3 separate regions of the Homo sapiens genome follow, and all the other regions are linked to region 1. A link is a loop called in an ENCODE intact Hi-C map of the cell type or tissue named here. Cell type or tissue: HCT116. All regions are shown on one strand. Each heading gives the region's core, and the rest is flanking DNA. Links, peaks and the distances in the headings are about the cores only.

Region 1 (10,312 bases), core at 1,210-9,209:
CACAGCTTAATTTCAAAAAGACTGTAGCATGTCTCATAATATCTCCAGTGGCATCTTAGAATCAAGGAATGATAACTAGGTAAGAAATCCAATAATTTTGTCTTTTGTCATTAGTCAATTCCCTTTACACTCTGGATCTTAGTTTTTCCAAATATAAAACCAGGTTTTAGATAGATAATTTTAAAAGTATTTGTTTAGTTCTGACATTGTATTACTAAATGAAATGTTTATTCTGATTCTTCCTTTAGGAAATCTCATGGAAGAATCAGGTTTTACCATGATGGAAAATGTTAGCTGAGTGGACTTGAATGTGGAAGATATCTTCTTTTTTTTTTCCTCCATGTCTCCAATCTCCCTCTTGCGCTTTTTACATCTCCTTGCATTTGTTCTTCATGACAAAGAGCTATCACTACTGAGCTTGTAGCAGATTGTTCAAAGTTCCTTCCATGGACCTCTCCCCTCACTGACTGATTGCCTTCCATAGTCTCCCTAATAAATACACTTTTATGAAAGTCTGATTTGACTTGGGTCTCAGATCTGTGTCTAAAAATCTCAGAAGCAGAAGAAATTCAGAATTTCAGTCATGGGTCAAAGGCAACTATTGGGATTAACCAGCTCTCTAATGCTAATAACACTGAATTAATCTATGTCAAGCCTCCAGATTGTCTTCCGAAGAACATGACAGAAATTTCTTCCATATTCCTTTGGCATTAAAAAAAAAAGTAATGGAACTATAGGACATTGTACTCTGCTTGTAGGATTCCTGTTGCCTAACTTCTGCAAACTTATCATTAAACATCCTCCCTTTTGGATTCAGCCTCGAGACAGAGGTATTTACACATGTGCAGCTTTGATCAGCAGGGCCCCACATTCTCAGCAGATCTATTTTGCCTAGAAGAACACCTACATTGTTGGTATCCATTAATGTCCCATTGGTCATTAGCCTTTTTCTTAAATTCTCTGGACAAATTTTAACCCCTAAAACGTATAGGGACACCTTTTTCTCTCTTATACTTCATATGTATTTTTTACTTCTATATGTACAGCAGACTAATAATATGCACTAATATGCTCTCTTCCTTTCAGAACTTTGCTTCCTACTGGCTTGGGAAAGAGCATCTATTCTGCCTCTTACTACCTTGCAAGGCTGTGGTCAGAGTGTGTACATGTTCTGTTACATCTTTGATCTTACCTCCTGTGCTGATCACATGGTGAATACATGGCTCCAGTGAGAAGAAAACAATCACTTTTCATGTATCATCTTTAGAATTAATATCTCTGGGAAAAACTAGATATTCTCTAGCTTTATAGCATGCCAATTTCCATTGCTCCAAGTCCTGGGCTATGCAAGAACATCAAGAACTTCAGGGATCCTGGGAGGATTGTTTTTTAACATTATTGCTGTATCTTTGTTGACAAATCTTTTCTTCTGCAATAATTAATTTGCCATTAATGTCATCAAGTGAATTCTTAAAAATCTTAAATAGGCACTATTAATAGCCTTGCATGAGATCTGAGCTCTGTTATCTCTAATCCTCTCTAATGACTCTTTCTTTGCTTTGGGTAGTTTCTTCACACACGAGCACCAATTGTTAATCTTCTGATCCCTTTATCCAGCTCTCCTGTGCAGTAGTCCTGCAGACACCAGCCAGTTTAGTCTCTATTTCCTTTCAGCTCTGTATCCTCAACTCGTAATTGCTTCATTGAGATTCCTCTTTCCTATTCCTAGAATCTCTTACAATGCAAAAACCAAGGTCAACTACAGACTTTAATTTATTTATTTTCCATCTATCAGGAATCTGTCCTTCAGTGCCTCGTGTCCTAGTGTCATGTTTACATATTTGTCTGACTATTTTTGTTGTTTCAGGTAGGAGAATATATCTTATCTGGTTTTCCTTGCATCCTATTGTTTGAAAGTAGAAGTTGACTTTATCTTTTATCGTGCCATTGTACTTACGTTTTATACTTCTTTTTCCTATGATACCTCCTAAAGTCTACACTAGAATACGTTGTCATTATTCTACTTTTTGTAAGAATTCCAATGGACAAGATTTGTGCTCTATAATACTACAAATCTTTTTAGTAGATAAGAAAGCACTGACTTAAACTGTCAATGGGTAACAGTAAAAAGATCAGTAAAAATAATTTTTTTTCTGTCATTTGATAGTAGGCATTCCCAAAGATGTAAAGGAGATCAGCATGCATCTAAATGCAAGATGGCCTCCTTCCAGTGCAACCCCTAAGGATAATTTTCACAGGTCTCTTATGACTGCTAACATGAAAGGAACTTCCCCCTTTTGCGGTCCCAGCTCTGATAGTCACTGCCTGTGTTCTCATTCTTTCTCTCTCTCTCTCCCTCTGCCTTTGGCAGGTGATTTCAAATTCCTCCCTCTGATTCCCTGTATATTTTATGCTTTGGTAATTGATTAGCCCCAGGTTTTAGCTATTGCCATCTTCCACCCACCCTGCTTCCTCTGCATGACAAACCCACTCACATCTGTATTACTCTGTTGCCTATATACGTATAACTCACTTACCCACATCATGAGACTGTGCCCATATTCTTAGCATCAGACACTGGACATCTTTATATATACACATATATATATATATATACACACACACACACACACACATATATATATACACATATATATTCCATTTAATGACTTTGGACATGCGCATACAACCTTGAAACCATCGTCACAATCAAGGCAGTAGACATATCTGTCACCTCTAAAAATTTTCCTGTGACTCTTTGTTTTTGTTAATGCTGCTGTTGTTGTTGTTGTTGTAAGAAAAATTAATGAGATCTACCCTCAATAAATTTTGAAGTGCACAACACCGTATTGTTAACTATGGGCACTATGTTGTATAGTAGATCTTCAGAACTTATTCTTACATAATCAAAATTTTAAAACCATGAACAACAACTCCCCATTTCTCCCTCCCCCCAGTCCCTGGAAACTATTATTTTATTCTCTGCTTCCATGAATTTGACTATTTTATTTTTATTTTATTTTATTTGTTTTACTTTAAGTTCTGGGATACACATGCAGAATGTGCAGGTTTGTTACATAGGCATACATGTGTCATGGTGGTTTGCTGCACCTATCAACCCATCATCTAGATTTTAAGACCTGCATGCATTAGGTGTTTGTCCTAATGCTCTCCCTCCCCTTGCCTCTCATCCCACAACCACCCCAGTGTGTGTTGTTCCTCTCCCCATGTCCATATGTTCTCATTGTTCAACTCCCACTTATGAGTGAGAACATACGGTGCTTGACTTTCTGTTTCTGTGTTAGTTTGCTGAAGATGATGGCTTCCAGCTTCATCCACTTCCCTTCAAATGGCATGATCGAATTCATTTTTATGGCTGCATAGTATTCCATGGTATATGTACCACATTTTCTTTATCCAGTCTATCACTGATGGGCATTTGGGTTCGTTCCATGACTTTGCTATTGTAAATAGTGCTGCAGTAAACATACATGTGCATGTGTCTTTATAGTAGAATGATTTATAGTCCTTTGGGTGTATACCCAGTAATGGGATTGCTGGGTCAAAGGGTATTTCTGGTTCTAGATCCTTGAGGAATCACCATACCATCTTTCACAATGGTTGAACTAATTTACATTCCCACCAACATTGTAAGAGTTTCTATTTCTCCACTGCTTCACCAGCATCTATTGTTTCTTGACTTTTTAATAATCACCATTCTGACTGGCATGAGATGGTGTTTCCTTGTGGTTTAGAATTGCATTTCTCTAATGATCAGTGCTTATGAGCATTTTTCATGTTTGTTGGCCTCATAAATATCTTCTTTGTGAAGCAGACACTGGACATCTTAATTTCACTGGCTCTTGTGGAATCTTGAAAGTCAATCTATCTAATATGGATCCTATGCTTTTCTAAATTTGCTTTACACATGTTTTGATGTAATGAAAATTAATGCTATCACTCTCTCTAAGCCCTTTTTCACTCAAACTCAATTTTAATATACTATAAATATATATTCCTTATATCAGCTTACATATTGATCAAACTCATGAACATTTATTTAATTCAAGTCATCTTGTTTTAATGTTATTTTACTATTCATCTTAACTGTTATCTCAGGTTCCATTCTATTCTTCTGACCATAATTTTCCATTTAAATATTATCTGTTAAAAATCACTATCCTTGGTTAATTATAATAGAAACAAACATCTTAGTATGACATACAAGACACTTTATTTCATCTGTGAAAGACACTCTCGAAGCCCAAGTTGAACTATAATGAACTCTTGTAGGACTTGTAGCAAACCCTATTTGCCCATAAGGTGGCAGTAAAGCATTGCTCTTTAGACCAACAACTTTGACAATACTTTTGGCCAACTTGTCATATAACAATATGATTTTGGGGAAATTGCTAGATCTCTATGAGCTGCAGATTTCTTATCATCTAACATGGTAATATCCTTCTCCCCAGGAAGATGAAAGCTCCTAACATACTCAGCCTTGACGTTTATTCAGGTGTCACATTGGATGAGAGTATTGGGAAATGTTTCTAACTAATGGAATATTTGTAACTAACGAATGGACTAAATATTACTCTTCTAATCCTATGGAGTTTTTTTCTTTCTGATTAGCTTATTTTTACCCTGAGAAAGTTAATTCAGAGAGACAGACTTGTGTAAACTGTTTTCCATGTATTTTCCAAGCAAAAATTTGGAATGAGTTAGATATGGGCCCTATGTAGGCTTCCAGAAAGTCATTGTTATTTAAAATAACAATGAAAACAACATGACAAATCTAAGCCACAGTTAATTTTCTTTAATATAAAATTCATTGATTTATTTTTATTATTATTTTCAACAAATCATAATTGTGTACACTTACGGGGTGTAATGTGATGTTTTGTTATATGTATACAAAGTGGAATGATTAAATCCATCTAATTCACATATCCATCACTTCACTTATTTTTTGTGGTGTGACATTGCAAATTTACTTTCTTAGCTATTTTTAAATAGGCAACATGTTTTTATTAACTATAGTCATCCTTCTGTGCAGTAGATTTTATAAGCCTATTATTTTGTGTAACTGAAACTTCGTACAATTTGATAAACACCTCCTCATTCCTTCCTCCCCACCCCCACTTCTAGCTTCTGGTAACCAGCATACCATTCTCTACTTCTACTTCTATGAACTTGATCTCTTTTAACATTCTGCATTTAAGTGTGAGTATGTGGTGAAAGTGGGCATCTCTGTCCTATTCCATATCTCAGAGGAGAAGCTTTCAGCTTTTCACCATTAAGTATGATGTTAGCTGTGGGCTTGGCATATATGCCATAACTGTGTTTAGGTACATTTCTTCTATGCTAACTGTATTTAGGTACAGTTTTTTTCTTTGCCTGGCTTATTTCACTTTACATAATGTTCTCCAATTCTGTACATATTGCTGCAAATGACAGAGTTTCTTTCTTTTTAAAAGATGAATAGTATTCCATTGTATATCACACTTGGAAATATATCACATTTTCTTCATCCATTCATTTGTTGATGGACATATAGATTGTTTACATATTTTTTCTATTGCAGACAATGCTGTAATGAATACAGCATGCAGATACCTCTTCCACGTGTTGACTTGAATTCCTTTGGGTATATACCCAGAGTGGGATTGCTGGATCATATAGTAGTTCCATTTTTAGTTTTTTGAGGAACCTCCATCCTGTTTTCCATAATGACTGTACTAATTTACATTCCCAATAAGAGTGTACAAAGGTTCTGTTTTCTTCACTTCCTTGCCAGCACTTCTTATCTTTCATTGTTATAATAGCCATTCTAACAGGTGTGAAGTCATATCTTATTCTGGTTTTAATTTGCATTTCCCTAATTATTAGTGATGTAGAGCATTTAAAAATAAACATGTTTGCAATTTGTATGCCTTCTTTTGAGAAATGTCTGTTCAGGTCCTTTGCCAATTTTTAATTAGATTATTTGTTTTCTTGCTATTTAGTTGCTTGAATTCCTTATGTATTTTGGAATACTAAACCTTTGTTAGATGCATGGTTTGTGAATATTTTTTTTCCCCACTCTGTGGGTTGTCTCTTTACTCTATTTTTTCCTTGGCTGTGCAGAAATTTTCAGATTTGATGCAATCTCGTTTGTATTAATACTTTTGCTTTTGTTGCCTTTGTTTAGAGTTCAGATAAAAAAAATCATTGCTCATACCAATGTTATAAAGCTCTTCCCCTGTTTCCTTCTAGTTTTACGGTTTCAAGACTTACATATAAATCTTTAATTCATTTTGAGTTCATTTTTATATATAGTATGAGATAAGAAACCAATTTTATTTTTCATCAGGCAAATATTCCATTTTCCCAGCACCATTTATTGAAGAGACTCTCCTTTTCCTTTCTCCATTGTATGTTTTTAAATTTTATTTCAAAAATCAATTAGATAAAAATGTGTGGGTTTATTTTTGATCTGTCTATTCTGTTCCATTGGTTGATGTATCTGTTTTTATGCCAGTTCCATGCTGTCTTTATAGCATGGTGCTGGCATAAAATAGCTTTATAATATATCTTGAAGTCAGGTAGTATGATGCCTCCAGCTTCATTCTTTTTGCTCAGTATACTTTGGCTTTTCACGGTCTTTTGTGGCTCCATACGAGTTTAAGAGTTGTTTTCTCTGTTTCTATATAAAAAGACTGGAATTTTTATATTGAATGTTTAGATCATTCTGGGTTGTATAAACATTTTCACAATATTAATTCTTCCAATCCATGAACACAGATATTTCTCTATTTTTTCTTCAATTTGTTTCGTCACTGTTTTATAGTTTTTTTGTATATAAATCTTTCACCTCCTTGATTAAATTTACACCTAAGTGTTTTCTTTTTTGGTTGCTATTGTGGATGGGATTAAAAAATTTTTTTGGATAGTTCATTATTCGTTTATAAATACTAATTTTTATATGTTGATTTTGTATGCTGCCACTCTACTAAATTTGTTTATCTTTTCTAGTAGTTTTCTTTGTGGCATCTTTAGGGTTTTCTATATACGAGATCATACCGTCCACACACAGAGACAATTTCAGTTTTTCATTTCCAAAAGTTTTCATTTAATTTCAACAAATAAAATGATTTTTGTTCTATGGTAACTTTGTTTTCATTTTATGTGTGTATGTGTGTATTATGTGTAAACATTTGTGTGTGTGTGTGGCAATAATAGCTAAAATCTACTAATTTAGCATGAATCCCAATGTAGTAATGGGTAATTTTATTACCCGTAGTTCTCATGTTGTATATTAGATCTCTAGACTTATTTATCCTACATATGGGCTATTTTTTAAAATATTTTGACCTACATCTCTGTATTTTCATACCCTTCCACACCAAACTTACCCCTGATAAACACTGTTTTGTTCTCTATTTCTGTGTATTTGAATTATTTTGAGTTTCACATATAAATGAGATCAGGCAATACTTTTATTTTTGGGTCTGGCTTATTTCACTTAGCATAATGTCCTCCAGACTCATTCATTTTGTGGCAAATGGCAAGACTTCATTTGTTTTAAGGGCTGAATAATATTCTATACATTCATACGTGTGCCACAGTGATTTTAATCCAGTCATCCATCAATGAACACTTAGGTTCTTCACATATCTTGGCTATTGTGAATAAGGTTGCAATGAACATGAAAGTGCAGATATCTTTACAAGGTCATGATTTCTTCCTTTTTGGATATATACTCAGAAGAGGGACTGCTGGGTTACATGGTAGTTCTATTTTTAATTTCTTTTGGAACTCCGGTACAGTTTTCCACAATGACCTATTAATCTACAGTCCCATCAACAATGTTTCAGGGCTCCCTTTTCTCCATACCCTTGCCAAAACTTGTTACTTCTTGTATTTTTGACTATATATATAGATATATGCACAAATACATACATATATATATATATATATATATACACACACACACACACACACACACACACACACACACACACACACACATATATATTTGAGATGGGATCTCACTCTGTCACCCAGGCTCCCAGGCTGAAGTGCAGTGCAGTGACACAATCATGGCTCATTGCAGCCTCCACCTGCTTGGGCTCAGGTGATCCTCCTACCTCAGCCTCCCAGGTAGTAGGGACTACAGGCGTATGCTACCACAGCCTGCTAATTTTTGTATATTTTGTAGAGACGGGATCTCACCATGTTGCCCAGGCTGGCTAGAACCCCTGGGCTCAAGCGATCTGCCTGCCTCAGCCTCCAAAACTGTTAAGATTATAGGCAGGAGCCAATGCACGTGGCCCCTTTATATATTTTGGATATTAATTTTTTATCAGATATATGGTTTACAAATACTTTCTCTGAATATGTAGGTTCTTATTCATTTTGTTTATTGTTTCCTTTGCTGTGAAGAAGCTTTTTAGTTTGAGGTAGCCCAACTTGTATCAATTTTTTCTTTTTCCTTTTGGTATGATATCCAAAAAATCATTGCCAAGGCCAACGTTAAAGAGCTTTTCCTCTATGTTTTCTTCTAAGAACTTTGGGGTTTCAGGCCTTATACTTGGAAGGTATTACAATAGATCCCTCAAAAATAGAATGGATAATAAGGGACAATAGAGAAAATAATTTCTTAGAAAATACAGCCTACAAAGATTGAGTCAGAAAAAGTAGAAAGTCTGAAAAGTTCAATAACAAATAAGGAGACTGAAGTGGTAATTAAAACCTCCCAATGAAGAAAAGCTCAGGACAAGATGGCTTTGTAGCTAAATTTTACCACATATTAAGGCAGAATTAATACTAATCTTTCTTAAATTTTTCCTAAAATAGAACTAAGGAAATACTCCCAAACTCATTATATGAGTCCTGGTATCACCAGCTCGATATACCAAAGTCAAAGATACCACAATAAAAAAAAATGACAAGCGATTCTCTGACGAACATTGATTCAAAAATTCTCAATAAAATATTGTCAAAAGGGATTCAACAACATGGCGTGGTGGCTCACGCCTGTAATCCCAGCACTTTGGGAGGCCGAGGCTGGCAGATCACGAGGTCAAGAGATCGAGACCAACGTGGCCAACATGGTGAAACGCCGTCTCTACTAAAACTAAGAAAAGTAGCAGGGTGCAGTGGCAGGCGCCTGTAATCCCAGCTACTTGGGAGGCTGAGGCAGGAGAATCGCCTGAACCCAGGAGGCGGAGGTTGCAGTGAACCGAGATCGTGCCACTGCACTCCGCCTGGCGACAGAGAGAGACTCCGTCTCAAAAAAAAAAAAAAAAGTACATTATGACCAAGTGGGATTTATCCTTGGCAAGCAAGCCTGGTTTACCATACACAAATCAATCACTGTAACACGTCACATTAACAGAATAGAAGATAAAAACTTCTTTACCATCTCAATTGATGCAGCAAAAGCATTTCACAAAGTTGAACATTATTTATTGATTCAAAGCTCTCTATAGTTTAGGTATAGAAGGAAAGTTCCTCCACATACTAAAAACCATCTTTGAGAAAACCACAGCTAACGTTATAATCAATGGGGAATAACTAAGCTTTTCCTCTAGGATCCAGTACCAGGCAAGGATGCCCACTCTCGTCACTTTGGTTCAAACATATTACAGTACTGGAAATACTACAAAGAGTAATCAGACTAGAACAAAAAAGAAAAAGGCATACAAATCAAAAAATAAAAAAGTAAAGTTATTTCTAATGGCAAATGACAAGATTCTAAATGTAGAAAACCCCAAATACTCCACAAAAAAGCAGTTAGAACGAATCAATGAATTTAGTAAAATTACTAGATACAAAATTGACATACAAAAATTAATTGCATATCTGTACACAAATCATAACCTATATGAAAAATAAATGAAGAGAACAATCCCATTTTCAAAAGCATAAAAAATACTTAGCAAGAAATTTAAGCAAAAATGTGAAAGATTATACACTGTAAACTACAAAACATTGATGAAAAAAAGTGAAGACACAAATAAATAAAAAGATACCCCTTGCTCATGGATTAGAATATTGTTAAAATGTTTGTAATACCCAAAACAATATACAGAATTAACACAGTTTCTATAAAAATTCCAATGAAATTCTTCACAGAAATAGAAAAAAAAGTCCTAAAATTTGTCTGGAACCACGAAAGTCATCGAATCGTCAAAGTAATTCTGAGAAAGAAAAATAAAGAGGTGTAACACTTTCTTATTTAAAGTTATGTTAAAAGGCTATAGTGATCAAAAGAGTGTGTAGAACAGGCTTAAAAACAGAAACATTTCAATGGAGCCAAATAGGAAGC
Region 2 (10,312 bases), core at 1,424-9,423, 300 kb after region 1:
AGGCTCCCAAGAACATTCCATCCAGGGCATAGATTATAATAACCAGAGATGGGAGATCCAGACCTACCTATTCCCCGTCCTGCTTGAATCTTTTATGTGATGGAATTCCAGGTAGATTTGTGTATGAAGAAAGGATTCTGATGTGTAAACCTAATTCTTGTCCACCCCTGGCATTTTATATGTGAGAAGATAGGTCCCAAGAGGTAAACAAAAGAGCTAAGTCTATTTTACTCTGGACATTACTCTGTCTCCTGACTGCTGACAGGGTTCATTCCATTGTTCCACACTCAGAAGAGATGGGACCTAGATTTCATCACACATAACCTGGGCCTAAAGGAGATGAACTCCAGGCTCTTGGATGGCTCGTGACATGCCCCCTCCAGTTTTTTTTTTCTAAAGGCTTCAGCAGGGATGCACATGCTTAACCTCAATCCAAGACCTCCAGATATACATTGTCACACTGCCTTAAATGCCTCCTCGTGGTTTGTGCTCTGAGAGTAGCTGGACAGGATCCCCATCCTCTGCTCATTAGGTGACCATGTCATAGAGGTTTGTCTTATTGCTGGAGGCCTTGATGAAGGTGACAGACAGGCAGACAGGTAGAATCTGGTAAAATCACATTATCTAGGGGCCCGGGGCTACTAGCTTTCCTTTGAGAGGAACCTGGTACTGGAGTCAGAAAATTCTCTAGCTTCAAACGACATAGCTACTGGAGAATGCCCTGGGATCTTGGAGGTTACCGAGAAGCTCCACAAGACTGAGGCATGGGAGTTGACTTTGGCATTTTATTGCATATTCAAAATTCAGTTATTAGTTTTCAGACGCATTTTTCCTTGAATATATAATTTATATAAACATGTACAGAATGCACTCATATAAACATATGTATAATTTATCAATAAATATAATTTATCAATTAAAAAATCTATGTAGGCTCCAATTTTTTCCATAACACATTTCTGGGAACTGCATCAAAAAGTAGATGATCATAAAGCCAAAGATGCTTTCCATGTAAACAAAGTTAGAATCAAGGATTCTAGGACCTTCAAAGCCTTAGCTTCAAATAAATCATAGCTATAACTAACAATCTCATAAACCAAAAACACAACCATCATTACAATTTGTAATCCTTTGAAATTAGAGAATTAAGTTTCATGTTCTATGTGGTGGGCACACATGTACTTTATATGTTGATCACACAAGGGATCTCAGTGCATTATAAACTGTATAAGTGGCCCCTTTGTAATTCTACTTTATTAAAAATGTAAATAAAATTAAGTTGTTAGCTAAAATAGCATTAAACCACAATTAACAATCATATACATAGACTATCAGATCAGGAAAATTTTCAAAAGTTATCAGGTTCAATATCTTAGTTGACTCTTTATGTAGTATTCATGCTATCTGGTCATAGTCTGGTCCACGTTTGATTTTTTTCATAGGATTTGTATATATATAATTTATAGCATGGGGATGATTTTGATGGTCCAAGTATTTTCTTCTTCAAATACATTTTTTCATAGTGAACAAACATTTGAATCTTATTCCATGTTACTTTGAAGTTATATGAGAAGTTACGCTCATTATTATCAAAATTAGCCTGTAGTCCCTTACTTTGTGAATAACCAAATCCTTTTAAATGAGTTTCTGTGATTCATAAATTCGTGTGTTGGGCAACCTGAAATGACCAAATTAGGATGGGTGGATTTGGAAGAATTAATATCCAAAGGGTGCTTCTACAATTCCTAGAATTTTATTTATTTGTTTATTTAGTGAGATGGAGTCTCACTCTATTGCCCAGGCTGAAGTGCAGTGGTGCAATCTCAGCTTAATGCAGCCTCTGCCTCATGGATTTAAGCAATTCTCCTGCCTCAGTCTCCCAAGTAGTTGGGACTACAGGCAGATGCCACCATACTCGGCTAATTTTTGTAGCTTTAGTAGAGATCAAATTTCACCATGTTGGCCAGGCTCGAACTCCTGACCTCAAGTGATTCTCCCACCTGGGCCTCCCAAAGTGCTGGGAATACAGGAAGAATTAATACCCAAGGGGTGCTCCTAGAATATTATTTTTTTAACAAGGCTCTGGTTTGGCATTTACCTTCCTGCGAACTTTGCCCTGGGCATTTCTTTCTCTGTTTCTTTATCAACATAGAAACTTACTCTCTTAAGTTGGTTTACCTCCCGGTAAATAAATTCATAGTCCTCGAGTGCTCAGGCACATCCACAGTAATCCAAAACGCCCAAAGTAATGATAAATATGTGGAATGGCATTTTATGATTTACAGAATGTTTTCACAAAAAAATTATCTTATATCTCCACAACAACTTTGTGAAGTAGGCAAGAGAGATTCTCTCTGAGGTCTGAGACATTCAGGAATTAGTTCAATTTGCTTAATAAGTCAGCAATGGACCCAGTGCACGTGCTGCCTCTGTGCTGTACTCCTCCCACCAATGTGCTCATGCAGGCAATGGGTGGGTGTGTGGGCAGCCACAGCAGATTGGTTGGGTCTCATCATCAGGTCCAGAGCCATGGAGCCCAGAAGCTGGCTGCTCCCTTCTTCATATTAGAAAAGCACCTCAAAATGGTGCTTGCCTCCTAATGGTGGTTGCTGAGCCTAGTGATGGCAGGGGAACAATGACTTGAAAAATCAAAGGGGATTGGTCCAGCCACAGAGTCAGAGTCAGGGTGTAAGTTAGAATTTAAATAAACTTTCTTCATATGTGACAAGAATGGTTCCCTGGTTCAATCTGCTTCATTGATCAGGGAGAATCCCAGTCTACACAAAGAGCATTTCAGCATGGAGAGATATTTCTCACGAATTCTGAATAGCATTTCTCTTTCAGAGGCTATTTTCCTTCCCTAAAACATGACTTTCTCCCCAACAGAATTAAGTCTTCATAGGACAGAGAGGCTTTTTTTTTTCTTTTTCTTTTTGGCATTTGGATGGTTTGGTCAATCTTCTCTTCCTTATTCCAAAGTTTCTTCCTGTCGGTTTCAGTTCCAGAACTAAAGTAAACAACAATGGAAACAATAACTGACACCTTATAAGCAATAAGAAAAAAAGAGAATATGATAAATAATCCTGAGATGCTATTAAACCACAGCCAAGATCAAAGTCAGAATCTCACATGGCTCTGGGTTTGGCATTTACCTTCCCGGGACTTCTGCTATGGGGCATTCGCAAGAGCCACTGACTCAGCTTTGAATAAAAGACATCCAGATTAATCTGAAGGACAAAGCTGGAAAGGTCAGGGGTCTAAAAGGCCCAAATGAGGAGGGTCGTTCCTTTGAAACAAAGCCAAAAGGCAGGCAGGCCATGGCTTCTCGAGGTAGCAGACGGCTATAGCAGCATACTGTTGTCTTAGAAACAGAAAGAAAACTTAAAGGTCCTCTAGTCCAAGCTTGAGTGCACAGATGTGGAAAGTGGGGTCCAGAGATGAAAGAACACTATTCAAGATCTCACAGCTTGTTTGCAGCACAGCCAGGGCGGCAATTTGGGTCCTCTGGCTTCAAGTACAGCATTGCCTCGGCATCCCCAGTGCTGCTGGATCCTGCCCTCCTGCACCTTGGGGGAGCTGCAGGGGAAAATGAGTTTCCCCAGTGTGAACTTCCAACAGTTATCTCCTTTGGCAGCAACAAAGCCAGATTGAAGGGTTTCAAAATGATATCACAAGTTCATGGGAAAGATCCTGAAGCCTAATAAACACCTACGATGTTGCTAGCCCTGCCCAAGGCTTTTTAGAAGACGTCCCGTTCTAGCCCAGCAGGAGAGCGAGCATCTCAGGGCAGACACGCCAGCGGCCAGGACACCAGGAGGAAGCTATCTGTCTTCAGCTTCCCTCCAGAGTTGCTGTGGAGACCATTTTCCTCTGACAGATCTCTGACCCTGTGTCTTCCATGGAAAATAAATGGAGCATGTCCTGAAGAGGAGGACAGACATTGGACATAAGGAAGAGCAAGTGGACGTCTGGGACTGACAAGGGGGCCAACCAAGAGGATGCACGTTTGGACCCAGACACAGGGAGAAAAGTGTGTTAGCGTCTGGCACAGAACAGGGCGAAGAAGAGGCAGGGGATAGCTTGAACATGGCTGTGACGGACGTGACCAAGCAAGTAAGCAAGACAGGAGCGACGCCTCTGGCTAAGACAGGAACAGAGAGGGAGTATTTTGTTGATATCTGGAAGCCCACACAGCAAAGAAGGCGTATTTGGAGACATCAGTGACCGAGATAGGACGCAGCAAGCTATCGTGCTTAGAACGTGAGTGAGACAGATCAGACACAGTGAGTGACGGGAACATGTCAGAGACACCAGAGACCACGCGGCAAAAGCAGAGAATCTGGGAAGAGGGAGTGTTGGGAAATAAAAAGTGAACAAGGAGGCCATTATGTCCCCTGACTCCCTCCAGCGCCACCTGCTGGAATCTCAGAGGAAAAGCCCAGCGAGCACCGGGTTCCTGCACTGGCGGACGGAAAGCCTCAGGTGAAGAGAATACCGGGTGCAGTCGCGCACAAGCAGCAGCTTAGGACCTGGCCCTCTTTCGGAGGCATGGCTGTCTTCTGGGTCATTGTCCCAGGGGCCTAAGTGTCACTGGGCTGAGCAGCCACCAAAGGAGAAGTTGCTGGCGGGTGACACTGACTCTCCCACTGGCCACCACACTCCACTGCATCCCTAGAGAGAGGAGAAGATTACAGAACCTCAGAATTGGAAAGGATGTTGCAGATCATCTCCTGAAAGAGCCCACCTGCATGGCAGGAACACTCTGTGCCATGCAGATGAGTAGCTATTTGGCTTCTACTTAGGAATTTCCATTGACAGGCCAGTCCATATTAATTTTTGGCAATAATAACTATTAGAAATAGCCCATTAATGTTCAGCCAAAATCGGTGTCCATATGGCTTCTACCTGATGGACCTATTACGCCTATCAGGCCCCCTCAACATTGTGCCCTCTACCGATTATATCCTCCAAGTTTTCTCTACTCCAAGCTACACATTCCGATTTTCTTTAATAGTTCATTATATATTATAGTTTCCAGATTATTCCCCATAATGGGCACTGTCCTTTGAACACCTCTCTTGAATTATGGTACTAGGAAAGTGCACAAATTTTCGCAGGGAGCCTGACTTACATCATGTGCTTTTCATCATCAATTGGGTTTATTTCTATTAATGTAGTCAAATTCAGTTCATTTCTAAAAATGGTAATAAGTTATTGGCGTATATTGAGCTTGCTGCCAACTTTGATCGTTTTTGATACAACAACTGTCAATTCCTGAGGTTCTTTATTACATTGCTGCCTAGTTGATTTTATTATTTATTTATTTATTTATTTATTTATTTATTTATTTATTTATTTGAGCCAAAATATAAACCATCACATTTTACTCAGTTAAACTTTGTTATATCGGTTTGGTATCACTTTAGTCAGCTGAGATCATTCTAAATCATAGCAATTTTAACATTCAAGATATGATTATTTAGCACCCACTCAAACTAGACCTTAAGTTTTTTGCAAGCACATAGGAAGATCAAATAATCTACAATGGTAGATATTTCAGTTTAGTGTCATCTGCCTTTTAGTTTTTCAGGCAAGGTAAAAAATGTTGAGCAAGATAAAACAGAGAATCATAGTTACCCCAAGACAGGCTTCCTTGCAGTCAAACATCTAATGCTCAATGTGCCTGAGAATGGACCCGCTCTGGCAGGCTTTGTCCAATACCTTGCTAAAATGTCTCTGTCAAACAGAAAATCTGTCCTAGCAGATAAAGAAATTATTTGGCATGAATTATTATACAACAGTGAATCTTACTTACACAAGCTATGAGTCTATGGTTTCTGGAGATTAGCTTTAGTGTTTCTTGAAAAATTGGGGCAATATTTACTATCTCCAGGCTTCCACCTATTCCCCAGTCCTAGAAGAAGTTCATTCGGACTTGTTAGCAACAAGTTTTTTTTAAGCCCCTGAGATATGACACATCTTGGCTCAGAGAGAGTTAAATGCTTTCCATCAATCCTGGACAGCAACTTTCTCCCTAAAATGTTCTCTTCTTTCCAGTTGGAAGTCTATTCTTATTATAGCAGAATATGCAAGATTTCTTCCCTAAATAATGAAATCTAACTATTTCTGGGTTAGATCTGAACATAGCTCTGAACATAGCTTTTGTTCATCCTTGATTCATCCTTGGTTATATGTTCCTTCCTCCAGATTTTCCACATGCCATTTTAAAGTGTAAACTCTCTAGATAACTCAAGATGTGCCCTCAGGCCTTTACATACTCCCTTACATTTTTATCTGTCTGATTCATTGAATATATCTATTTAGAGAAAAAACAATGAATGAAAAAGAAGGAATGAAGGTTAAAAAGGAAGGAAGGAGAGAAGGAAGAAAGGGAAGGAGGAAGGAAGGAAGAAGGAAAGGAAGGAAAGAAGGAAGGGAAAGAGGGAGAGAGGGAAGAAAGAAAATAAGAATTTCTCATCTCTCATTGGCCAAATCCCCTTTGTATCATATTTGTTATTATTGTCATTATTAGCAACGATAAAAACAACCACCTATTAGTGCAGCACTGGTGTGCCAGGCATTGGGCTGAATGCAGTATGTGCCTTAATTCATGTATTACACCCATTTAACAGGCAAGGAAACTGAGCTTCAGGGAGCATAAGTAATTTGCCCAAGTATACACAGTTAATAAATGACAGGGTCAGACCTTACATTTAAGTCATTTTTGACACCAGCACCTGTGCTAGTAACTGTTCTACTGTATTGTCATTCATCATTTTGACAACTACCACTATGGATACAGTATTTAGGTCTCGCTGTCTCTAGCATTTCTTTGTCCCACTATGGCAGACTCCTGGGTGAAATGAATATGTAGAGGGGTGCATGTTATAAATGTTCCACCTGTGAGAAACCTGCAGTGTGATGTGGCATTTCCATTTATTGCAACACAATATGACTGTGACACTAACATGAGACTCTTTCCTGCTAACTCCATCTGACCATTAAAGAAGAGTCATTGCCAAGTGGAACCCCATGTTTTCTGTGACGTAGAACTAGGGAGACTAGGTGTAAAGGGGGAAAAAATCCTGTGAAGGTAGGAGGAAAGTCCGGAAGACAAAGAGAGGGGCCACATGAATAAACATAATAAAGAATGAGGGGTGAGGATAAAAGACAAGGCGAAAAGATCAGAGCTAAAGAAAGCCATGTGGTTGGGCATGTGGAAGGCTCCAGAGCAATTGGAGAGAGGAAGAGGTTCTTTGAGAAATGTTTCCGAAGGGCTACATTGGCTCTCTCTTTCTCTCCCTCTCTATCTATCTTTGACATTGGCAAACTCAGCTTCAATATATTGGCTCTCTTGTACAATTCTTTTAGAGATTTAAATAAAGATTGAAAATACTCTAGTATTGCTATTTGATGTCTAATGCCAGGTTACATCAATATAGCTCTGGCCATGGAGAAAGGACAATGGCCCAGCATCTAACTCCATGAAGGACTCACAACGTCTCTCTCTCAGCAGGACGAATGGGAATGTGAGAATAATGACAGAGTGATCTTATGGTCAGTTGGCTCATAGCCGCAGTTCTCATTGTTATATTTACATAATTGTTCACAGTTAGCAGTTTAGTGTCATCTGCCTTTTAGGCCTTCATGCATGATAAAAAAAAATGTGGTACATTATACTGCACCATAAGAGACCTCCTTCCTGTGCAATAAGATCATCCTCAGTGCACATGGCTTTAACACTCAGGAAGCCCCTTTCACTCCCAGCTAGAAGGTCACCTTACTAATTCAGAGAAGAAAGCAGCAGAGTGTAGCAACCAGAAGACAGGGACCTGGGTTCTAATGCCTTTGGAGCCTCCAGTTGAGTGACTGGATGACTTTGTCCCTTTCCTGTGCCTCACTTTTCCCATTTGTTAAATGAAGGGGAGGATAATCTGTAAGATCATTTGCAGCTCTGACATTCTGATTCTATGAGTAGCAGGGATGGTGGGTGACAGAGACAGGCCTTCTGATTGGGCACCAGCTGTGTGTGGGACTGTTCTCCAAAGCTGTGGGTAATTGCTTCAAATCTGGCTTTTAATATTCTATTGTTAGTATCTGATACTTTATATTCCATGTGGAGGGAAGAGGTTTCGCTGGAAACACAGGGAGGGTAATTTTGGATTTGTATTAAAGAATCTGAAAGACCTCAATTTCGGAATCTGTGAAATTACATTGCAAAGCTGTTAAACGTATTTGGGTAGGATAGGATAGGGTGGGGCTGAGATGCCACAACTTAAAATGCAGCGAGATCACAACTGTCTCTCCTCAAACATATGTTTGATCAAAAACATTGGCAGAGCCACTCAAAATCCCTGATGCAAAACATCATTTAAAAAGAATCTTTCTCCAATATTTTAACGGATGAGTTTTTAAAATGCAGTTTCTTGTTGTAATCATTTTGGTAAAATCCCTGACAATTTACAAAGCATTGTCATATCTTTTTTTCACATTTAATCTTCAATGCAAATCTGTAAGGCAAGAAGGTACAGAGTCTTGTTTCCATGTTAGAGGAAGAGGAAAGTGTAATGTAGAGGCATGGATTGATCGATGGGTAATGGTGGATCTAGTGCTATAACTTGGGTATTCTGCCCTCCAAATCAAGAATTCTGCCCATTTGGAAACATGGAAATCATTTATGTGGTGGGAAGTTTTATAACAAAGTTATTAGCAGTTAATGAAACAGACTTACAATTACTTGTTCTGTGGAAGAAAGAATAGGAGGAGGAAGAAGGAGAAGAGGAGGAAGAAGAAAAGGAGGAGGAGGAGGAGGAGGAGAATCACTTGCTAAGTCATCTTTCTCAAAGGTCCAGAGGCTATGTGCATGAGAACTATATTGGGTACTTTTATAAAATACAGATTCCCAGGATCCATACCAGACCTTTGACAGCGAGGGTAGGAGGGCAGGAGTGAGCCAGAGAGAGCAGCAATCTGCATTTTAAAAAACTGCTCTCAGCTGATTCTTACGCACACAGGTGTATGAGATTTCCCTCCAGCCATTCTATTCATACCAGAGAGCGAGCTTAGAGATAGAGACAGTAGAGAGAGCGAGCTTAGAGATAGAGACAGTAGAGAGAGCGAGCTTAGAGATAGAGACAGTAGAGAGAGCGAGCTTAGAGATAGGCAGTAGAGAGAAATCACAGGCAGGTCAGAGGGGCCAGAGATAGAAGTCCCTGCTCCCAAAGGGAAAGGAATGGAAACAATAAAATAAAACATACATTTCAGCAAAGTGGACAAGGAAGTATTTATTGGTTGTCATCACATTGAAGATAAACAGATGAGAAAAGACTTGGTGATTATGAAAATGAGAAAGCAAAAAATGTAAAGAGATGCACAGAGCAATGTTTTTTTAGGTGCTTTTCATGTGATGAGAAATAGAATTCTTGGGTATTGTTAGCTGATAAAAACCGAGTTGTCTATAAACCGTGAGGCACATAGATTTGTAATAAGTTATCAGCAAGTTTGCTTATTAAAAGTCCATTTCTTAAATTGTCTGTAGATACACTATCAACCAGAATTCTACTAAGGCTAGAAGATCAAGTGTTTCCCAAACATAGGATGTGTTCTGTGAGTGACATCTCAGAGAATGGGCACAGCATTAAATAATCTGAATGACAGCAAGGGGATTCAAATTATTCATTCAGTCATTCTGACTCAGTGTGGTCCTGCTCTGGTTTAACAAGTCTCTAATACCTAACAAACACAGTGCAGGCGTCAGGCTCAAAGCCTTTGGCAAAAAAACAGGATAAAGCTAAATTTTAATAACTTTGTTTTACTTTCATTGCATTTGTATTAAAAATCATCTTCTCTATATAGTTTTGCATTTAAGGTCACAATACAGAGTTTCCTTTACAAATATGTTTATTTAGATTTAAAACGTATTTAAAGAAAAATAGTAAATAAATAATAGCATGGCATGGGTAGAGTGGTGATATGATAAAAAAAAATCATGAAAGTAGCATGCAAGTTACAAAAGCCCCTATCAGACAGATGAGAAAACTAAATTGCAGAAAGCATAGTGTCTTGGCAAGGACATAAAGCAATGCATCTGCAGGGCATGACATCTAGGATCTTTCTTTCTACTGTCTTTTGAAGCTTGCAGAAAGCTGAGCTTTCATAGTTTGGGATGTTAACATTGTGGCCTCTGGACAAAATGTATTCCCAAGGGCCCTTTAATCTCATCACCAGTCTCAGATATGTCCATGTTTCAATACACCAAAGTGCGAGATCAAATCAGGTGTGGCTGATTCTAATCCCTATGTACTTCTTTCCC
Region 3 (10,312 bases), core at 1,426-9,425, 190 kb after region 1:
AAAGTACAATTTATCTATTGCTGCTTGTGTTTTTGGCATCATATCTAAGAAAACATTGCTTAATCCAAGGTCACAAATATCTCCTCTGTTTTCTTCCAAACGTTTTAAGTTTTAACCGTTACATTCAGATCTTTGACTCATGTTGAGTTAGATTTGTATATGGTGTGAGGCAGGGAATTCAACTGTATTGTTTTGTATGTAAATACACAGCTATCCCAGCACTGTTCGTTGAAAATACTTATCTTTCCTCATTTAATTGTTTTATAACCTTCATTGAAAATCAATTGACCACAAATTTAAGGATTTATTTCTGAACTTTCAATTTTATTCTATTGGTCTATATGTCTATCTTTGTGCCAATACCACACTCTCTTGATTATTGTAGATTTTCATAGTAAGCTTTGAAGTCAAGAAGTATGGGTTCTTAAAATTTGCTCATTTTCAGACTGTTTGGCTATTCTGGGTACTATCCTCAGGAAGTATTAAACGTATTGTCAAAGAATAATGCATAGATATGTTCTGCACAGTAGTTCTAAGGGTAAAATACAAAAAAAGATCTAATAACATATAATTAGTTTCTAATAATATAATACATAATTATAGCACATCTATAATTAATACTTTCTGGAAAAGAGTTAGTAAATGGAATTGTGTCACTGTCTATGGTAATGCTACAAATATCAATGCTCTAATGCCCACTAACTTTATTTGCATGAAAGCCAATATTTTCCAAACTTTCCATTTTCCAAATAGTTCTTAGCATCTCCAGACACAATAGTGGAACTCGAGGGAAGTACAGTTTTCTTACGTAAGATCTTCTTTTCCCATTGTTGTGCTGCCACTTAAATATCCTTGTCCATGATTCTCTGATGTTTACTACACCTCCACCCTACTGCTCAGCTTCTTCTTATTCCAGGTCAGTTGTGAAATCCATTTTGCTTCCCATGCCCACTATTTCAGAGGGAGTTTATGCATAAGACTGATCTGGTTCCTCAACTTTTCTACTTATCTCTGTTAGCCTGAAGTTGCTTTCTTCTAAGATTATCAAGGCATTCCAAATGTGTGGCCAGGTCATGTTCATAACAAAGTGAGGGGGACAAGCGTATCTTTACACTAACTGTACATGTGCCTCCCTCCATCCTTCAAACCCCAGCTCGGGTTCTAACTGGTACTGTGTTTCTGCATCTTGGGGAAGTCAAAGGTTGATCCACTTTAGTGCACCAAATCTCTCTGGCTTTTTGCTTATAGGCTCATCCTTTTTTAGCGCTATATGATTTAAAAAAAAAAAAACTTCACTAGACATCACCTATTAACTTTTCAAAAAATAATCATGACCTAACATTAAGTTTACAAAATGTATCAAATGATGCATATTGTATGATTAAACTTTAAAAAATGTATTTATTGTATATACTCAGAAACATAAAATATTTAAGAGAATAAATAATGAGGAAACTTTTGAAAACCTACAAATAGGCCTGATTTCAATTTAGTGCTTATTACATACCAAGCTCTGTCCTTGGTACCACATAGAAATTATCTCATTCAGTATTCGAAACAATCCTACAAAGCTGAAATTGGCATTACCTTTCATTTTATAGATGATGAAACTGACACTTAGAGAGATTTAGGGACCCAAGATATAATTGCTTATAGGGAGAAAAACCAAGAAACAAATCTAGGAATTTGACTCCCAGAGCCTACAAGTTTAAATTCCTATTATCTTATCTTATGACTAGAAACTTTTATTTGGACAGAATTTTAGGAGTTTTCAAAACAGGTTCTTATATTTATCCCAAGAATGTTTAATAAACACCTAGAAAGTTCCAGACACTCTGCTAGGTGCTGAGAAAACAAAATAAAAAATAAGATACTATTATTCTCAAGCTACTACTACAAATAATATATGGTTATAAGCTTACGACAGTTAGAAAGTACTTTCCCAAACAGGACCCCTGTAAGTACATGGAAGGCAGGGGAGAGATATTTCCTTTTACATATAAAAATGAAGTACTCCAAAGTTGATTGCCTTGCCCAATGTCAAATAGGAAGTATGTACGGAAGATGAATAATATTCCTTATAACTTCACAGTAGCTCCTATGTGGCTATTGTTAAATTTTTTAAAAATGGGCCACTTTTTGAGAGGATCACTTGAGGCCAGGGGTTTGAGACCAGCCTGGTCAACATGGTGGAACCCCGTCTCTACTAAAAATGTATATAAAAAAAAAAAGCCAGGCATGGTGGCAGGTGCCTGTAATCCCAGCTGCTCGGGAGGCTGAGGCAGAAGAATTGCTTGAACCTGGGACGTGGAGGTTGCAGTGGGCTGAGATTGCGGCATTGCACTCCAGCCTGGGTGACAGAGTGAGACCTTGTTTAAAAAAAAAAATAGGCCACTTTTGCATGAAACACGCACACAAAATTTCATTGACTATAACTTAGTATAAAATTTAGTATTTTGCTTGGTATTGTTATTACATTTCTGCTGAAGAAGACAGATATTTTTCATTTATGTTTTCTACACTCCTGAGTTTATCCTGTTCTTAACCATTATGGTCTTTGCCCCAGTAATGCGTATGCTTCTTGTATTATGGTCTTTGTCTCAATAATAAGTATTCTTGAAGTTCATAGAGCATATCCAAAGTGATCCTCAAAACAGCCTATTTCCAAAGTGATCCTCAAAAGAGCCTATCTCAGTCGGTATCCATCATTATGGTCATTTTATCAACAAGGTAATTCTGATTCAGAGAAGTGAAAAGATTTTCCCAAGGTACCTTATCAATTTATTGATTTCCTCATGCTCTACTTTTTAACATACAGGTTTACACATTCGTTAAAAGCTCTAATAATGTTTTGCCATGATTACAAATCAGAAGCATCTCCAGGGTGAAAGTGCATAATGAGGGGAGAGGAAAATCTTTGTAGCTATGGGCTATTTGTAAGCCAGGAGTTTACAAATCAAGTTCTCTCTCCATTTATCTATCTATCTATCTATCTATCTATCTATCTATCTATCTATCTATCTATCGGGTCTCACTCTGTTACCCAGGCTGGAGTTCAGTGGCATGATCTTGGCTCACTGCAACCTCAACCTGTTGGGCTCATTCTCTCTCCTTTCAAAAAATTATTATATAATATAGAGATTATAATATGCAACTAGGCCGGTCAAGAAAGATTATATTTCATTTTAATGGTTTGTAAATATTTATATCAATTTCTCTTAGAGCTTTGAATCTCACTCTCAACATTCAATACCATGGAAAATGCAGAAAGTCCCCTGCATCTTGAATATGAAGTGATTTTTCTTTGTTTTTCATGAATGAAACCATTTGAAATAAGCATCATCTCTCATTCATAAAGTAGAATTCATTATATTACCTTATTTTTTAAAGAAAAGCAATAAATCTTATCTTATGGAGAGTTCCTCTTTGACTCGAGATATATTTAATTACATACATCAGAACTGTTTGGTTCTAGAAATACAGAGCTGAATAGGAAGTAACCCCTGACATTGGGCAATTCACAGTCTAATCAGCTAACTGGACAATTCAGTCACTTACTCACTAAATACTCTTTAAGTACTTATGAGATTGGGAGACTTGTCTAGACTCAGTCTTCAGTGGTCATCAAAACAGGTTTGTGCACTCATGCACTTTACAGTCCAGTGAGGGAGCAATAAAACAAAAGATTATTAAACAATATGATAAAATGTGAGAAGGAGTAAAACAACCCATGGCATGCAGAAGCTTGCCTTAGCATTGTAACACGTTGGTCTTCTACTTACATCTGGGCCTTCATGTTCTCCATTTGAGATAAACAATTTCATAGAATGTTTACATCTGACAAACTACTCTGTGACTATGAAGAAATCAAGACTAAGATAATACCACTTAATAATCATGACTAAACACAGGCAAAACATGAACATTATCAAAGTCACAAAATACCAAATATCGACTTATCTAGACTAATGTGACTGCTGCTTCTTCACCAATTACAACTTTAGCCTTAAGCTACTCTTCCCTCCTCCTAAATAATTACTCCCACTTTCTGAGGGCATTCAAACCAAAGCAAAGCCTCTTTTCCTTAAGCCTTCCACCAAATTAACCTAACAATCTCAAATCCTACAATAAGACCTTTCTAATACCCTTCTATTGACATGCCTTATGGCTCCCAGGGGTGTGTGTTCTCACAGGCTGCAGTTAATCATAAGCCCTGTTTGTACAACTATAGGTGTGTTCCTAGTAGTCTTTGGCTGGAAGAGTATGACAAAGGCAAAACTTGAAGGCAGCAATAATACCATTCTTGTTGCTCCTTTCCTCTCTTCTCCACAGGAATTCACAGGGGCATGAAGAAAATGAAAATAGATGGTCATGAACTCTTAAATTAAGGGGTAGGAAATATTTTACTCATGTATGTATTTATTCATTGAGTCATATGTTTTCTTCCAAAAATAACTTACAGTGGCTGATCTTATTCAGTGGATTCAAAGGTACAGAGTAGAGGGCAGCTCCCTGAGAACTGTTATATAAAGACAACATCCTGGCAAAAGAAACACCCAACAATAATGAAAATGGTAGGATAAGGGCACTCCAAATGACTCTGATGTTTAACAGGATACCCCTTTTTCCCACAGCTGAGGTTCCTCCTATGCTTTTCTTAACCAGGGATGATACATTAATCACCTACTGTCAGGTTCTACTTGGCTCCTGTCACCATAAGTATCTTCTCCCCTTCAACAGAAATTCTTCATTCCCCTCCCCATTCTCAGTCCCTATTCCCTACAGATAGCAAGCTCAGTCTGGTCTCGGGATCTAGAAAAAAAAATCCTCATTTTTTAGTCTTGAAGCATTTAAGAAGCTCTAGTTCAATCCTCAGGCAAATCTAAATCAATCAAGTCACTCTTGGCTTAACCTAATAATTTTCTAATAGAGCAGTACTATTCCCATAAAGGGTATTTAAAGTATGTGGGGACTTAATTTTTACTTGTCACAATGACTGTCCTGCATAGGGAAAAATTAACCCATCCAGGATCCTGATAGTGCTCCTATTGAGAAACATCTCACCATAGATGTCACATGTCTATCACATCCAACCATCCTGCTTCTCCCCACGCCCACATTAGATATCAGTAATCAAATAGTACATGCCACTGAGCTGTATGTGGCCTCAAAATGTTTATCAACATAGTAATCCAGGCATGCCTTGTCATCAGATTTGATATGGAACATAAAACCTATTTGCGATTCCTGCACATAACCTTTTAAAAAATGTGCTATTTTTTGTGGGTACATAGTGAGTGAGTATATATATTTGCGATTCCTGCACATAACCTTTTAAAAAATGTGCTATTTTTTGTGGGTACGTAGTGAGTGAGTATATATATTTATGAGGTACATTAGACATTTTGATACAGGCATACAATGCATAATAATAACATCAGGGTAAATGGGATATCCATCACCTCAAGCATTTATCCTTTCTTTGTGTTACAAACAACCCAATTATGTAGTTATTTTTAGATGTACAATAAATTATTGTTGACTGTAGTCACTCTGCTGTGCTATCAATACTAGAGCTTACTCATGCTATCTAATTATATTTTTGTACCCATTAACCATCCCCTCTTCCCTGCCCCCAATACTCTTCCCAACCTCTGGTAAACATTATTCTACTCTCTATCTCCATGAGTTCAATTGTTTTAAATGTTAGCTACCACAAATGAGTGAGAACGTGCATAATTTGTCTTTCCGTGCCTCGTGTATTCCACCTAACATAATGACCTTGAGTTCCATCCATGTTGTTACAAATGTCAAGATCTCATTCTTTCTTATGACTTTTTCTTTTTAAGACAAAAATAGCTTCATGGTTAAGATGAAGTCCTTCATCCTGCTCTATTTGCTATGCCTGTAGTCAGGCCTTGGTCATGTGACCACTCTTCAAGTCCTTCTGAGACAGGGCCCCTTTCAGGGATGTGAGCCCTGTGGCTGAGACCTTGCAACATTTCAACAGATCTCTGACAGTAAATGCCTCCCAGCATTACCTCTCTGAACATTCCTTGCTCCTAATGCACAGTGAGCTACACCCTCTAGTGGGCAAACCACATGCAGTACATTGAACTTTGGAAGAGTAACATCCTCTGTCTACTACCAACCACCTCCAGTAATGATCAGGCTCCCCAGATTTCACAAGAAAAAAAAAGCAGGGGATAGGGGGAAGAGGGGAACGGGAGATTTTATGGCTCTTCTGCCTGACAACTCCAGGTGAATCTGAATTTAGTAACAGCTGGATTCAGGGTCTCCAAAACTTCTGCTGGAAATTTCTTTCTCCAGCTCTTGGATCCATCCATTCTTTCTCCAGTGTGGTTTTTATTCATAGGCAGGCTTTCCCCACCCCACACCACCTCTATCTGCAGTGGTAGACCCTGGCAGCTTAGAGTTACGATGTCGTCAGTGGAAGAGAGCTTTCCTTTTCCAAGAAGTCTTCTAACAAAAGGTTTGAGTCTTATTACACTAGTTGGAATAAAAGGCTTATTCTTGAACCAGTCATAGCTACAAGCATGCTTAATTCTCATTGAAATGGACCAAATTATAAGGTCCTACAGGAGCCAGAGGTAAGTTGGCCTTACTGTATGAACTAGAAGATGATAAAGAATTGTTCCCCAAAGGAATATTGAAGAACTACTGCCAGAGGAGAAATAAACGCAGGTCAAGCAAACAACAGATGCTTCAACACTATACTTTCTATATGCTATCTTTGAGTCTAAGATTGTTCTCAGGCCTGGCCCAAGCTCAATCCCTTGCTATACTGCTGTCCTTATTGCAGTAAACTGTTTTGCCTGTTTTTGCTATAATAAGACTTGATACTGCCAGGATCAGAAACTTTTTATCTTGGTAGAAAGCATGAAAATGTCACCTAGAGATCTTAGCCTTCTGATGCCCACACTTTCATATCCAAATGACATGACTTGACCTTCCATTCCACAAATCACAGGAAGTCTGGTGTCCTCCCGATTGCAGAGGATCCCAGGACCTCTATGTCCTTATGGTAACTACTTGCTCTGTATCTCTAATTTTGCAAAGTTCTCCATCGGCACCTCATTTCATCTTTGGATGCTGCTGCCTCACTCCCCACCACTTTGGTGCAGATGACTCCACAGCCACTGCACACCCGCTATCTTCCTTCATTCCTCAAGCACTTTAAAGGCTATTTAGGGTAACAAATGTTTTCTGAAGGTTTGGAGTACTGGAGGAGGACAATGGCTAACACGGCCTATGAAATATGTCAGGATACTTTCAGTTAAGAGAGATGAAAATCTAAATGAAACAGCTTAGGTCAAGCAAGAAATGTGTAGGCTCATGCAATTAGGAGGATTCAGGGTGGGTCGTAATTCAGGCACAGCTTTATCCATGGACTCAGGTATTGTCAGAAGTCTCAGTCTCCATCTCTGCCCTCTGCTTGTCTCTGGATTTTATTAAATGCTGGTTTCATCATCTCCCATACAAACTCTATCTACCAGATAAGAAAAATGGCTGCAGCCACTCCAGTCTCATGTCCTTACAGCTCATGATTAGAAAAAAAAAGGCGGGGGTGGGGTTGGGAATGGGAAGAAGAGAATCCTGGAGCCCAGTCAAACATTCCCCGCAATCAGTATGCAACTGCGGTCCCCAGATAAGAGAAATAGAAGGTTTTCTTACAATGTCTATGCCAAAAGGTCAAATTTAAGCAAAGAAATGAGGATTAAATCATATCTATTATTATTATCTGGCACTAAGAAACAGTAAATGAATAATTAATACATAAAATGTCCTATTTTCAAAAACTATAGCATGTTAAGGAATTAGATAGATGAGCCTTATCATTGAAATTTTAAACTTTTAATCAAGTATTGGCTTAAACTTAGAATATTAAGTTGAAGAGATGAGAATTTTATTAAGACTAAAGATTATTGGCTGTTTGAGAAGTCGTCATTTGCCATATGTGTATGTTTAATAGAGTTATGAGTTTTATTTAAATATTTAGGAAGGTTTGGTTTATTAAACCATTGAAATGCTTAAAAGGAAAAATCGAGTGTATTATATTTATCCATTTATTCATTAATTCCTTTACTGGACAAAACTTAACTATGTATCTATCCCTATCTGTTTATTTTTGAAAAATTGGTCTATCAGTATGGTTATTTGATTTCTGTTCCCAAACTCCTCAACCAAACTGAACTGCAGGTAGAAACATATCTACTTCTCATCATAATTGTTTTATTGTACCTAACAGTGTCTGGCCCTAGAGCAAGCACTCAGAAAATACTTGCTGAATGAATGAATGAACCATGTGAGGCTCAAAATATAACCAACTTACATAAGAAGCACAACTGTTTTATCCCAGTTACTTGTGGAACACAAGGACCATCAGTTTCTGTCCCAGTATTATACTCACCTAGATGGGCCCAGCTCACCAGCATCTTCCTTCTCTTTCCTTGCAAGAGCTGAATAAGGTTGATCCACCTTCTGCCTACAGGGGAGCAAACTGTTCACTCGCCTAGGGCTACAGAGTCATCAGGTATATGAGGGGAAGCAGTGAGTCCTACGCTCAGCTGAAATATGCTATGTGTGAAGGGAAATAAGACTGAAAAGGCAGGCTGAAACCAATGCATATTGTACATGGGAACTCTGATAAGCAAGTTATATATATATTATTTAAGCCTCAGTTTAAGCAAAAAAGAGACATTGAAAGTTTTTTCTAAAAAAAAAACTACTTTATTGAAGTATGATTGACATACAAAAATTACATATATTTAATATATAAAACTTGATGCGTCTGAAGATATATACCTGTGAAACTATTACCACAATCTATGCCATGAACCTATTCATCACCTCCAAAAGTTTCTTCCTGTCTTTTCATTATGTTATGTGTGAGTAGAATACATAAGATGTATCCTCTTAACAAATTTTGTAAATACACTCTACAGTGTTGTTTGATCTCTAATCTTGTATAACCAAGTTTGTACCTTGTGACTAATACCTCCCCATTTCCCCTTCCCTCCAGTCTCTGGCAAATACCATTGCACTACCTTACTCTACGAATTTCATTATATTATGCCTCTCCTCTGTGCTACTTAGGCATCCTGGTATTCCACTGTGACAGAATTTCCTAAATTTTGCTGAAATGTTCCTTATAGATCGTGTCTCCCCACTAACTTGAGAGTAGAGACTGTTTCCTAGTCATCTCTGCAGCCCTGGTGCCTAACATATTCCCAGGTCTCAAACAGACGTTTAATAAATGTTGGCTGCCTGAAGAAATGATGGAATTCAGAATTTTTGGCATTTCAGTGTACTTTCTTTCCTAACATCTTTGCTGTCTTTCCTCTGGTAATCAAACTAAAACATCTGAACTAGAAGTAGTGACAGAGAAAATATGATTAGATTAGTCTTAGTCTGTTTTCTGCTGCTAAAACAGAATACCTGAGACTGGGTAATTTATAAAGAACAGAGATTTACTTCTTACAGTTCTTGAGTCCAGGAAGTAAAAGTTCAAGGGACCTGCATCTAGAGACTGCCTTCTTGTTGTGTCATCCCACAGCAGAAGGTAGATGGGCAAGAGAGCAAGAAAGAGAGAGAGAGTGTGCACGTGAGAGAGAGCATGAGAACGAGAGCAAGTGAGAGAGAAAGGGCCAAACTCCAAACTCCTTCTTTTATCAGGAACCTACTCCTCTGGTAACAGCATTGATCTATACATGAGGGAGGGCTCTCACGACCTAATCATCTTTTAAAAGTTCCACCTCTCAACACGATTGCATTAGACATTAAGTTTCTGTATTAGTCCATTCTCACACAGCCATAAAGACATACCTGAGACTGGGTAATTTATAAAGAAAAGAGATTTCATCAGGTCATGGTTCTGTGGGCTGTACAGGCTTCTGCTTCCTGGGAGGCCTCAGGAAACTTACAATCATGGCGGAAGGTGACAAGGAAGCAAGCACATCTTCACATGGCCTGCAGGAGAGAGCAAGCAAAGGAGGAAGTGATACATGCTTTAAAAGAATCAAATCGCATAAGAACCCACTCACTTTCGTAAGAACAGAAAGCAGGAAGTCTGCCCCCATGATCCAATCACCTCCCACCATGCCCCTCCTCCAACACTGAGAATTACAATTCAACATGAGATTTTGGTGGGGACACAGACCCCAACCATATGAGTTTGCAACACATGAACTTTGGGGAACACATTCAAACCATAACACTGAAGGGTAATTTTTTAAAAAGAAGTTTACTGAATTTGCTTTTTCACTCTTAACCTTTTCACTTCCTTGTCACA

What was found. A loop is a pair of places that touch in the nucleus more often than their neighbours do. Peaks named below come from ENCODE experiments on the same cell type or tissue, not always from the same donor. Only the 100,000 strongest peaks of a DNase experiment are listed, where the experiment ranks them.
Region 2: a loop joins it to region 1, with 2.8 times the contacts of the local background. A loop is called at or near these places in 11 of 110 quality-filtered maps.
Region 3: it touches region 1 in a loop (8-fold over the local background); 69 of 110 quality-filtered maps call a loop at or near these places.

What each region holds. Positions count from the first base shown.
Region 1 is chr5:148,175,105-148,185,416 of GRCh38, forward strand. SPINK14 (serine peptidase inhibitor Kazal type 14 (putative)) reads left to right here. Exons shown (of 5, transcript NM_001001325.2): 5 at 249-515. The coding sequence ends at 294. Among named protein-coding and RNA genes, the nearest start is that of SPINK14, 12 kb to the left of the region's middle. In HCT116, for the core only: a CTCF peak has its summit at 4,333 (motif pointing right); a DNase peak (open chromatin) is centred at 4,307.
Region 2 is chr5:148,478,623-148,488,934 of GRCh38, forward strand. It overlaps HTR4 (5-hydroxytryptamine receptor 4), which reads right to left. Exons shown (of 7, transcript NM_000870.7): 7 at 2,925-4,671. The coding sequence ends at 4,581. All of the region lies in intron 2 of LOC107986462 (a long non-coding RNA gene), which reads left to right. Among named protein-coding and RNA genes, the nearest start is that of FBXO38, 100 kb to the left of the region's middle. In HCT116, for the core only: CTCF peaks have their summits at 4,427 (motif pointing left) and 4,627; a DNase peak (open chromatin) is centred at 4,429; H3K27me3 peaks cover 1,740 bases.
Region 3 is chr5:148,368,856-148,379,167 of GRCh38, forward strand. It overlaps FBXO38-DT (FBXO38 divergent transcript), which reads right to left. Exons shown (of 5, transcript NR_105057.1): 2 at 9,847-9,990. Among named protein-coding and RNA genes, the nearest start is that of FBXO38-DT, 9.8 kb to the right of the region's middle. In HCT116, for the core only: a CTCF peak has its summit at 6,098 (motif pointing left); a DNase peak (open chromatin) is centred at 6,036.